2 separate regions of the Homo sapiens genome follow, and region 2 is linked to region 1. Evidence: chromatin loops called from intact Hi-C (ENCODE). Cell type or tissue: dorsolateral prefrontal cortex. All regions are shown on one strand. Links, peaks and the distances in the headings refer to the core of each region. The heading gives the core; the rest is flanking DNA.

Evidence for each region. Hi-C counts contacts between places; a loop is a spot of excess contacts. Peaks named below come from ENCODE experiments on the same cell type or tissue, not always from the same donor. Only the 100,000 strongest peaks of a DNase experiment are listed, where the experiment ranks them.
Region 2: it touches region 1 in a loop (2.5-fold over the local background); 1 of 110 quality-filtered maps calls a loop at or near these places.

Annotation. Positions count from the first base shown.
Region 1 is chr19:53,357,909-53,363,292 of GRCh38, reverse strand. No RefSeq gene overlaps it. Among named protein-coding and RNA genes, the nearest start is that of ZNF525, 5.1 kb to the left of the region's middle. In dorsolateral prefrontal cortex, for the core only: CTCF peaks have their summits at 2,240, 2,442 and 2,642; no DNase peak of the experiment used is centred there.
Region 2 is chr19:53,305,790-53,311,173 of GRCh38, reverse strand. LOC107987270 (a long non-coding RNA gene) reads left to right here and starts at 2,596. Exons shown (of 4, transcript XR_001753995.1): 1 at 2,596-2,677. In dorsolateral prefrontal cortex, for the core only: a CTCF peak has its summit at 2,523 (motif pointing left); a DNase peak (open chromatin) is centred at 2,525; H3K4me3 peaks cover 701 bases; H3K27me3 peaks cover 4,417 bases.

The DNA of each region.
Region 1 (5,384 bases), core at 209-5,208:
TTATGAATTCCACAATCTTGTAGAATTCTTTTGCCAATAATTAAAAAAGTTTACTGTCTGAGCAGAAGAGTACAATGAAACTCCTGCCACAGAGGCCGTAGCTGTGACTGCAATTAGTCCCATAATCACTGCAATTAAAGAATATTTTGGATCTATTTAAAATGGCTTTGAATACTTCAGTCAAAATATGGACGGATGGCGAGGCCTCCCACGGTCAGTCCATGGACACAGGGACCCACACGCCTTCTCTTGCTCTCACTAGCAGAATATGGTGCTGCCAATTAAAAGTCGAATCAATGCAAGTAAACAATCTGCAGTTTTCACAGGTTATAGTTTGGGAGTCTGGTTTAATAACTATATTTCCTACAACTAGCATATAAGGGGGCTTTATACAACTTTGCAAAGGAACTGTTAGACTGGAATTTAGGTCGATAGTATAAAATGGCTTGCGATCTCTTCTTTATATAGCTTGATTTCCAGATCAAATTCTAATGCAATATGAGGCCACAGTAAGCATCCATAATTGTGGATGTTCAGGACCAGAAACAAGACTTATTATTTTTAGTCTTGGAGTAGAGATTCCTTTTTCTCCCCATTCCAAAGGGTAGAAAGACTGTAATTTTTTGTGCTTATGTTTGTCTAAACTTTCTGTTAAGTCACTGTTAACAGCTGGACTCACTTGTGCACTGGGACATGACTGAGTTTGTCCTGTGCAATTGTGGTAGAATTGACCTCGACATGTCCAATCTATAATAGTTCCGAATTCATTGTTTTGTAATATCTCCGCACTATCGGCCACACATTCTTCCCAAACTAAAACTTCTGTGCCTTTTGATTCTTTGGGAATTACCTTGGGGCAAGGCTTTTGTTTAGGCCTAAATTGTAATGATCATTGATAAGAAAAGTCCTGTAAATAATTTACCTGTGGCCTGAGAGACATTCCACTTACCGTGTGATAAGTGAATCTACTGGTGGTACCGACAGTAGGTACTTCTACCAACCAATTTTGGATTGCAGGCATTAAACATGCTGGTGCTCTCCCTAGGCAAATAGGAGGATAACGATACCCAGTGGAAATATTTATCATCATTCCTTCTTCCTCAGGTTTGGCAGGGCAACGATCATCTGTGGGGCCAGGTACCCATGCACTATTATTAACATATACTTCAATAGGATTATCCATCCATGTGACTGCCCGAATTAAGGGCGGGAAAGGCACATAGGCCCAGTAGGTATAATTAGCTGCAGCTGCCCCTGCAGGCAAGGGGAGACTTACCACCGTTGATACAATCATCAAAGCTGCAAGCAGCGTGTTCTCTGGAGTTTGTGTCACCTTTGTGTTCTCTAGGCTTTTTTTTGGTAACTGTGTCAGCTTCTTTAATTGTGCCCAAGTCGGCGGCTCTGCTTTCTTGGTGGATGGCAACTTCATCTGTTCTTCTGACATCACCATTTTGTTCACCTTGTGAATCGATGGTGTTTGATTGTGGTGTTTCCATCTCCGTGGAGGTGCTTTTCTTTGCATCTCTGATGGGTTCATTGTAGAACTTTAAATGTCTAGTGGGTATCTAAACAGGAAGCTGATTTTCTCCTGGTGAAACACAAGCAAAACCTCTCCCCCAAGTTACCACCTTCCCTATTTCTCATGTCTTATTGTTGTTGTCTTTTTATCAAATCAGTTTTCCTTCATGTGGGCTGTTCTTTTGACCAGTAAGATGTTCTGCAGAGGTAGTAGTCTGATTTCTATACATGTTTAAAACATTTAAAGTATAGAATGCTAGATTAAGTTGCATCTGAGGAGTGGTACACTCCTTACTGTCTCCCCCTTCTCTTTAACTAATTGAGTTTTGAGTGTTCTATTAGTTTTTTTTAACTATGGCCTGTCCTTGAGAATTATAGGGAATTCCTGTTGTGTGTGTAATTTTCCACTGATTTAAGAATTTTTGGAAAGCTTTACTACAATATCCTGGTCCATTGTCAGTTTTGATTTTTTCTGGAACTCCCATGACAGCAAAACAAGACAATAAATGTTTTTTCACATGGGAAGTACTTTCTCCTGTCTGGCAAGTTGCCCACATGAAATGTGAATAAGTATCAACTGTTACACGGACACATCATAATCTTCCAAATGAAGGTACATGTGTGACATCCATTTGCCATAATGCATTAGGACACAGACCTCTGGGATTAACTCCTGCCTCTTGAGTGGGCAGGTGTAGGACTTGACACTGGGTACCATGTTGTAGAATATTTTTTGCCTGTTTCCATGTGACATCTGTGGGCGGCAAGCCACCCAGGCGCTGAGGCAAGAGAGCAAGGACACGAGCTGTTCCAGTATAATAAAATATAAAACAAGAATAGTTATACCAGATCTAGATCATAGACATGATTATATATGAATATCATTAATCATTAGTTTGTAGCAATTACTCTTTATTCCAATATTATAATAATCCTCGCTCTATAATCATAACCTAGGAAAAGCCAGGCCATACAGAGATAGGAGCTGAGGGGACACAGTGAGAAGTGACCAGAAGACAAGAGTGCGAGCCTTCTGTTATGCCCGGACAGGGCCACCAGAGGGCTCCTTGGTCTAGTGGTGACGCCAGCGTCTGGGAAGACGCCCGTTGCCAGGCGGACCGTGGTCTAGCGGTAGCATAAGTGTCAAGGGAAAACACCCGCTACTTAGCAGACTGGGGAAGGGAGTCTCCCTTTCCCCGGGGGAGTTTAGAGAAGACTCTGCTCCTCCACCTCTTGTGGAGGGCCTGACATCAGTCAGGCTCGCCCGCAGTTATCCGGAGGCCTAACCGTCTCCCTGTGATGCTGTGCTTCGGTGGTCATGCTCCTAGTCCGCCTTCATGTTCCATCCTGTACACCTGGCTCTGCCTTCTAGAAAGCAGTAGTAAATTAGTGAAAGTACTAAAAGTCTCTGATATGCAAAAATAATGGTGTAAGCTGTCTTTCTCTTTGTCTCCTCTCTCTCTCTGCCTCGGCTGCCAGGCAGGGAAGGGCCCCCTGTCCAGTGGACACGTGACCCACGTGACCTTACCTATCACTGGAGATGACTTACACGCTTTACCCTGCCCCTTTTGCTTTGTATCCAATAAATAACAGCGCAGCCCGACATTTGGGGCCACTACCGGTCTCCGTGCATTGGTGGTAGTGGTCCCCCGGGCCCAGCTGCCTTTTCTTTTATCTCTTTGTCTTGTGTCTTTATTTCTACACTCTCTCATCTCTGCACATGGGGAGAGACCCACCGACCCTATGGGGCTGGACCCTACAACATGAAATTTGTTTTTTAATCCTGCTGCATTTACATGAGTGAAAGCATGAAGTTCTTGTGCTTTTATGAATGCAGATGGTACCAGTAAGTCAGCTTGTTCATTTGCTTTAGTTAAAGGCCCTGGTAAATTAGTGTGTCCTCGAATATGAGTAACATAAAATGGGAAATTTCTTTTTTTTTTACAGTTTGTTGTAATAAATTGAACTGCTGGTTTAACTGATCATCTATGCTATATTTAATTAGAGCTGTCTCAACATCCTTTGTAGCCTGCACTACATATGCAGAATCTGATACAATATTAATAGGTTGATCAAAGTCTTGTAACACTGTAATGACTGCAACCAACTCTGCTCTTTGAGCCAATTGATATTGAGTTTTGATGACTCGCTCTTTTGGCCCTGTGTAAGCTGCTTTTCTATTGCTGGAACCATCAGTAAACACTGTCAGAGCATTTTCTAAAGGTTTATGTCTGGTAATTTTAGGTAGAATCCAAGTAGTCAATTTTAAAAACTGGAAGATTTTTGTTTTCGGGTAATGATTATCAATAATTCCCACAAAATTAGTAAGACCAATCTGCCATGCACCAGAATTGATAAAGGCTTGTCTAACCTGTTCCTTGTTTAAAGGAACAACTATTTTGTCTGGGTCATTTCCACACAATTTTACTATTCATAACCTTTTCTGACCAATTAATGTAGCTATTTGATCCACGTACAATGTAAAAGTCTTAATTGTACTGTGAGGAAGGAATGACCACTCCACAAGATCAGTATTTTGAACAATGATGCCTGTTGGAGAATGTGCAGTAGCAAAAATCAAAAGTTGGAGTGAGACTAAGGGATCTATTTATTTGTGCTGACTGAATTTTTTCTTCCACTAATTTAATTTCTTTTGTTGCCTCTGGGGTTAATATCCTTTTACTCAGTGGGGAGCTTCTAAGACTCATTGTCCAGGAGAAGGAATGTCACAAGGTAATGTCATCAGTTAAGGCAGGAACCGGTTATTTTCACTTTTTTGTGGATCTTCAGTTGCTTCAGGCCATCTGGATGTACACGTGCAGGTCACAGGGGATACGATGGCTTAGCTTGGGCTCAGAGGCCTGACAAGGAGTTCAAGACCAGCCTGGCCAAGATGGTGAAACCCTGTCTATACCAAAAACTACAAAAATTATCCAGGCACGGTGGCAGGTGCCTGTAGTCCTGGCTACTCAGGAGGCTGAGGCAGGAGAATTGCTTGAACCTGGGCTGCAGAGGTCATGGTGAGCCAAGATTGCGCCACCGCACTCTAGCCTGGGCGACAGAGTGAGACTCTGTCTCTGCAAAAAAAACCCCAAAAGGAAGCGACCTGCAGACCCTCACAGGGAAGTCTCAATATGCTCTATTTGGAGAAAAGGGGGTGGGAATTTCCAGGTCTCTGGGGACCCCACGTCCCAAGTATAGCAGAGCCAGGGGCCTGCGAAGGGCCGACTTAACTAGAGACAGAGCCAAACTCAGGCGCTGCAGTGTGACCTTCACTGAGGTGATCCGCTGCCGTGTCTGTGCGAATCTGCGCAGGACAGGAGCCAGGCCTGGGAGGAACCCTGATAAGGTGGGCGGGGCCCGGGCGAGGAAGGGCGGGGCGCGAAGGGCAAGGGGCGTGGCACGGAAGTGGATAAGTGGCCCGCGGGGTAGGGATCCCCGGGGCGGGGCGGGGCTGGGCTGGGCAGGGCGGGGCCTACAATTTGCTCCGCCTCGCTCTGCAGCCTGTGTTTTCCAGGTTTTGGAGGCGAGACCCGCCCGGGATGCTGAAGCATAATTCAAAAGCCCTGGAATTGCCTGAAACGGGGATGCAAACTAGAATGTAAAATGCAAATCTCTGCCTGGGTGGAAAGAGCAATTTTATGCTGAAGGCCCACAGAACAGAGTAGAAATCCTCTCCCTATTCCTCATTCACTCGGGAGGGAGAGTCCACCCTGTGCTCAGCTCCGGAGACTTCCCTAGGGCCACCGCCTGGGATGCGGGACAGAGTACGCAGGCCAGGGATGAGTGAGGTTCTTAATGATCTACTAAACAAGGGGTGAATTATTCATGCTTCCCCTCTTCAGACCTTATAGCGTAGCTTTCTG
Region 2 (5,384 bases), core at 112-5,111, 52 kb after region 1:
TTGTCAGCCGCCTAAATGATCGTGGAAGCAGATTCTCCCCCGAGCTTGGAGAGAAAAGCCCAGGCAGCTGACCCCGGGATTCGGTCCTTGTGAGACCCTGAGTGGAGGACACAGCCAAGCACTGTGGGCTTCTGACCTATGGGGAGAAAATAAATGGGTGCTGTTGTAAGGCGCTGACGTTGTGTAATGGTGGAGTCATGGGAAACGGATATGTACAGGATCCAATTTAATGATAAAATGTTTAAACAGTTAAATAAAGTGAGCTATAAATACCCCAGCAAAGATACAAGGCTGATCCCAGGCATAACGATTGTTACCAGTTTGAGGTGTATCCTCCTTTATATATTGATATCTCTGTATAAATAAATACATCTCTCTATATAGATACATGTACAAAGATCTTATATATAGACAGATATAGATCTATATCTTCATATCTATATCTAAATGTAGAGATACAGAGACATAGATCTATAGAGATAGACACAGATACAAATATAGACAAATCTCTACGTAGACACACGTATATGTTTGCATAGATGGACATATACATAGGTCTATTTGTATATACACATACACATATACATGATTAAGGCATTTTGTCTTCCTTCAAAATTCATATAAATGTGTTCATGTTGGAGTCATTGTTCGTGTTGCTTCACCCAGTCAGTGATGAGTGTGGAAGATGTTTCTATACCTCCTTCTCGGAAACACTGCATCCTATTTCCTGGTGCGTATGAATGAAGCATGTTACTGAATCGCTCCTGTTTACCCCTGTACAGAGTCGCATGTGCTTGTCTGTCTCCTGCTGTGAAACGCTGCCGGGAGTGTAGGTGGCTGAACACACTGATGTGCGAACATGCAGATTATTGGGTGGTTCTGACACGTGTACTGCGGCTCCACCGTGATTGCATGTTGTTTCTTTCTTTCTTTTCTTTCTTTTTTTTTTTTTAGACGGAGTCTTGCTCTGTCGCTCAGGCTGGAGTGCAGTGGCACAATCTCGGCTCACTGCAACCTCCGCCTCTAGGGTTCAAGTGATTCATCAGCCTCAGCCTCCTGAGTAGCAGGGACTACAGGCGCCCACCACCATGCCCAGCTAATTTTTGTGTGTATGTTTTTTTGTTTGTTTTTGTTTTTGGGACAGAGTCTCGCTCTGTCGCCCAGGCTGGAGTACAATGGGGCGACCTCTGCTCACTGCAACTTCCGCCTCCTGGGTTCAAGCGATTCTTCTGCCTCAGCCTCCTGAGTAGCTGGGATTACAGGTGCGCACCACCACGCCTGGCTAATTTTTGTATTTTTTAGTAGAGGCGGGGTTTCACCATGTTGGTCATGCTGGTCTTGAATTCCTGACCTCCTGATCCGCCTGCCTTGGCCTCCCAAAGTGTTGGGATTACGGGCGAGAGCCACCGCAGCCGGTCATTTTTGTGTTTTTAGTAGACATGGGGTTTCACCATGTTGGCCAGGCTGGCCTCGAACTCCTGACCTCGTGATCCGCCCACTCCGGCCTCCCGAACTGCTGGGATTACAGGCGTGAGCCATCGTGCCCGGCCGAATGCACGTTACTTCTATGGTTGGATAATTGCTAAATTGCCTTCGCCAACGGCTGTAAAACCTAAATATCCCAACCAATGTGTGGCGCGGTTCTCCCACCTTTCTTTTTTTGATCTCTTTGCTCTTTCAGCGCATCAACTCGGACATTGCGGGACGTAAGGAATCTGGGAAACTCAGGTTGCAGGGGCGGGGATGAGAGGGACAGCTAACAGGATGAGCTCTGTCTTTAACGGCGCTTCTCGCGCACACCCGCACGTGGGTGCCAGACACAGGCCCAGACCTGCAGCCCTGGAGACCAGCCGTTAGGGCAACGCTTCCCACAGCGCCTGCACCGCACGAGGTCCCGCCCCAAACCCGCCCTGTGTATCTGTGTCCTACATGCATATGCAAAAATAAATGCTGTTCTAGAAATGCGGATATCGCTGAAAGCACACTCACTCATTTTCCAGTGTGCTTCTCCAGCCCCAGGAGCTGAAGTGCTGAGGAAATATTCAATGCATGACTTTGGAGTCAAGAAATTAAAAAAAATAATGACGGTTTCAAACTGGAGTGAAAGAGACAAAAATTTTTAACATTTATTGCATACTGGATATCATTCTAAATGCGTTTCACATATGAATGCATAAAATCACAAAAGATTATCTACATCTATCTTTGCTTTTCAAGTGAGCCCGCCACCTGGAATAAAACTTGTAAGTATTTTTTAAACTCTCAGGTATGAACATCAGAGGTAAAGAAAGGGTTTTCCATTTCTAAGAATGTGCTGGTGTTGAGTTCGCAGCCGTGGCTGCACTGCCTCCAGCTCTGGGAGTTCCAGCCCAAGGAGAAGAGGGGTAAACAGGGCGTCCAACCAGGGTCATGCACCGCCCACCCGCAGGAAATCGACCGGGTGCAAATCCACGCTGGGAAGCAGCCAGGAAGCCGCCGCTACAAACGCCGGGCAGGAGCGCCCTCTCCCGGAGCGAGAAGGAACCTCCTGGTCCCCGCGGGACTCCGCTCTCGGTGAAATGGGACTTGGTTAGAAATCCACCGAACTCCTCATTGGCGGCGCCTGGTGCAAGAAGTTGCTTAGGACATCTAAGCAGACCCGCGCTTCCAGAGCAGGGCTGTCGGTGCTCTGCAGGGGGTAAGTGCAGAGGATCTAAGTGGGGCTTTTGAAGTCACCGACCCCGTGCAGTCCACGCCACGTGGCTCAGTACTGCCGGGAGACGCCTCCAGAGGGCCCAGGCTGGGGAGCGCGCCTAGGAACCCACCGTGTTGTGCCCCATGGCACTGCAGGATGGCTATCGTTACCAATAACGCAGGGTTTCCAGTAGCTAGAGGGAGGAGAGGGAAAGTCCCCAACACAGAGACATGACGCAGGCTTGAGATGATGGACATGTTAATCACCCTAACCTAATCACCACGCATTAAACCTATCCTAAGGACGCCACGGACCCGTGAGTATGCATAAGAACTATTTGTCAATTAAAAGTAAATTAAATATACTTAATAAGAGACGCCTTAAAATCCTTTTTGAATCTATGAAATATTTGCAATAAAAAACAATCCACTGTAATTGGAAACATCTTTGTTTAAAAAAATACTCTTTTTCCCGTAATTGATAGTGCTAGACATGAGATTTTATTTTTGCGTAGGGTCACACAGTATGTAGTGTATGATTGGGGGTGAAAGAATTGGGTGCAGAAATCAGCTACTGGCCATTTTTCCATTTTCATTTGTGTGTGAATTTAAAAAACAAATTTAATTGATAAATAATAATTGTATATATTTATGGGGTGTATTGCACTAATTTGATAGATGTATATGCTGTGGAAATTTTAAGTCAATCAAATTAATATCTCAATTCCTGACATACTTTTTTGGTGAGGACAATTGAAATTCACTCTCTTTCTAATTTTGCATGTTAATAATATACCTTATTGTTAACCATAGTCACAATGCTATACCGTATCTCAAATAATTATTCCTCCCGTCTAACTGAATCATTGTATGTGGATTTTTAGTATAAATGTGGGGGAGGTAAATTATTAATGCAAATAAAAATGTGTCAGGAAACAAGTTTCAGCAGTTCTGCTTCATGTGGGTGAGAAACCCACCCGAATGGGATAGAGGGACCCCACATCCTGATATCGCTGTGAGAATTCTTGGGACCACTCCTGTATCAGCCTGTTCTTGCACTGCTATAAAGAAATACCGGAGGCTGGGTCATTTATAAAGAAAAGAGGATTAACTGGCTCACAGTTCGGCAGGCTGCACAGGAAGCATGGCAGCTTTTGCTTCTGAGAGGCCTCAGGAAGCTTTTACTCATGGTGGAAGGCAAAGAGGGATTAGACATTTCACATGGCAAAAGCAGGGACAAGAGAGTGAGGAGGCAGCTGCTGGACACCGTTAAATGACCAGATCTCAGGAGAACTCACTCACTCTGGAAAGGACACAACCACAGGGGAGGAGGCTAAACCATTCATGAGAAAACCGCCGCCACGATCCAATCATCTCCCACCAGGCCCCAGGTCTAACACTGGGGATGACAGTTCAACAGGAGATTAGGGGACACACATCCAAACTATATCAACTCCCACGTCCTGACTCAGCCCCCTCATCTAGCAGAGAGGTGAGTCTACACTCCACCCTCAATAACCAGGTGCTATCTAGACCTCAGGATCTCTTAATCCCACTCAGTTGCTGAGCTCCTGTCCACACCCTGGAGGCCTCCTTGCCTTCCTGTTCCCGTCAGGGATAAAAAGCAAGAGCCACTGACTTTCCAGGAGCTGTCGCTGAAACTGAGCTGTTGGCTTGTTACAGTTCTCCCCGTCTGAGACTTTGGGTGACCCATCCCCTACGGCCATACAGCACAACCTCATCTATTCCCCCGACACATAGTGAACCAGGCTGTTCTTAGACCACTTATCTTTGGCCCCACAAAGGCCAGAATCTCCAGTACACATTGCCACTGAGCTTCCTGCCATGGGGAGACCGAGCTGCCCACCTCGGTGCAAAACGCAGAATGAGGCAGCCAGGCTGTTGATGTATGCCTCAATATTTGAAACATGCAGAAAGTAGTTTGTGTTGTTCAAACCATATGCTTCTATGTTAAACTTTAAAATTTTATGAGATGAGCATACAGCAAATTATTTGTTTTAGATGTATACATCTGTGATAAAACAAAAGTGCTAGGAACAGGATCACCAAATAAATCAAGAGAGGGAGAGGTAATTAGATCATATCGCGATTAGGTTAGCCAGGGGGAGTGGCTGCGGGGCTCTGGAGCAGTATAAATGCCAGCAGAAGGGACCTTCCCCTCAGTGAGCTTTGTTTCCTTCACTGTGGAAGCCCCAGCGTAAGGAGTGAAGTTTGCCCTGGGTCCACTTACCTGAGTTGCTGCTGGTAGGCAAGAAGAACAGGTTAGTCCATTACTATTTCGGGCGTTCATTTATCCCAATGGGAGAAATAGAATAGTGGGAAAACTCTTTAGCGTGCGGTTTTAGATGTTGAGGTAAAGAATACTTAATTGTTTAACAGTATTTCTTTTTTCCTTTTGAGACAGAGTCTCGCTCTGTCACCCAGGCTGGAGTGCAGTGGCACAATCTCGGCTCACTGCAACCTCTGCCTTCCCGGTTCAAGTGATTCTCACGCCTCAGCCTCCGGAGTGGCTGGGATTACAGGCGTGAGCCACTGCGCCCAGCCATTTAACAGTATTTCTTAGGACATAGCCAGATTCAAAAAATATTTCAGAAATCCTAATGATTACATAAAGGTCAACATTTGCTAAGAATGATCACCCAGCACCCTGAATTGTGTGGGTGCTGGATGATCAGTTATGGAGACCTGGT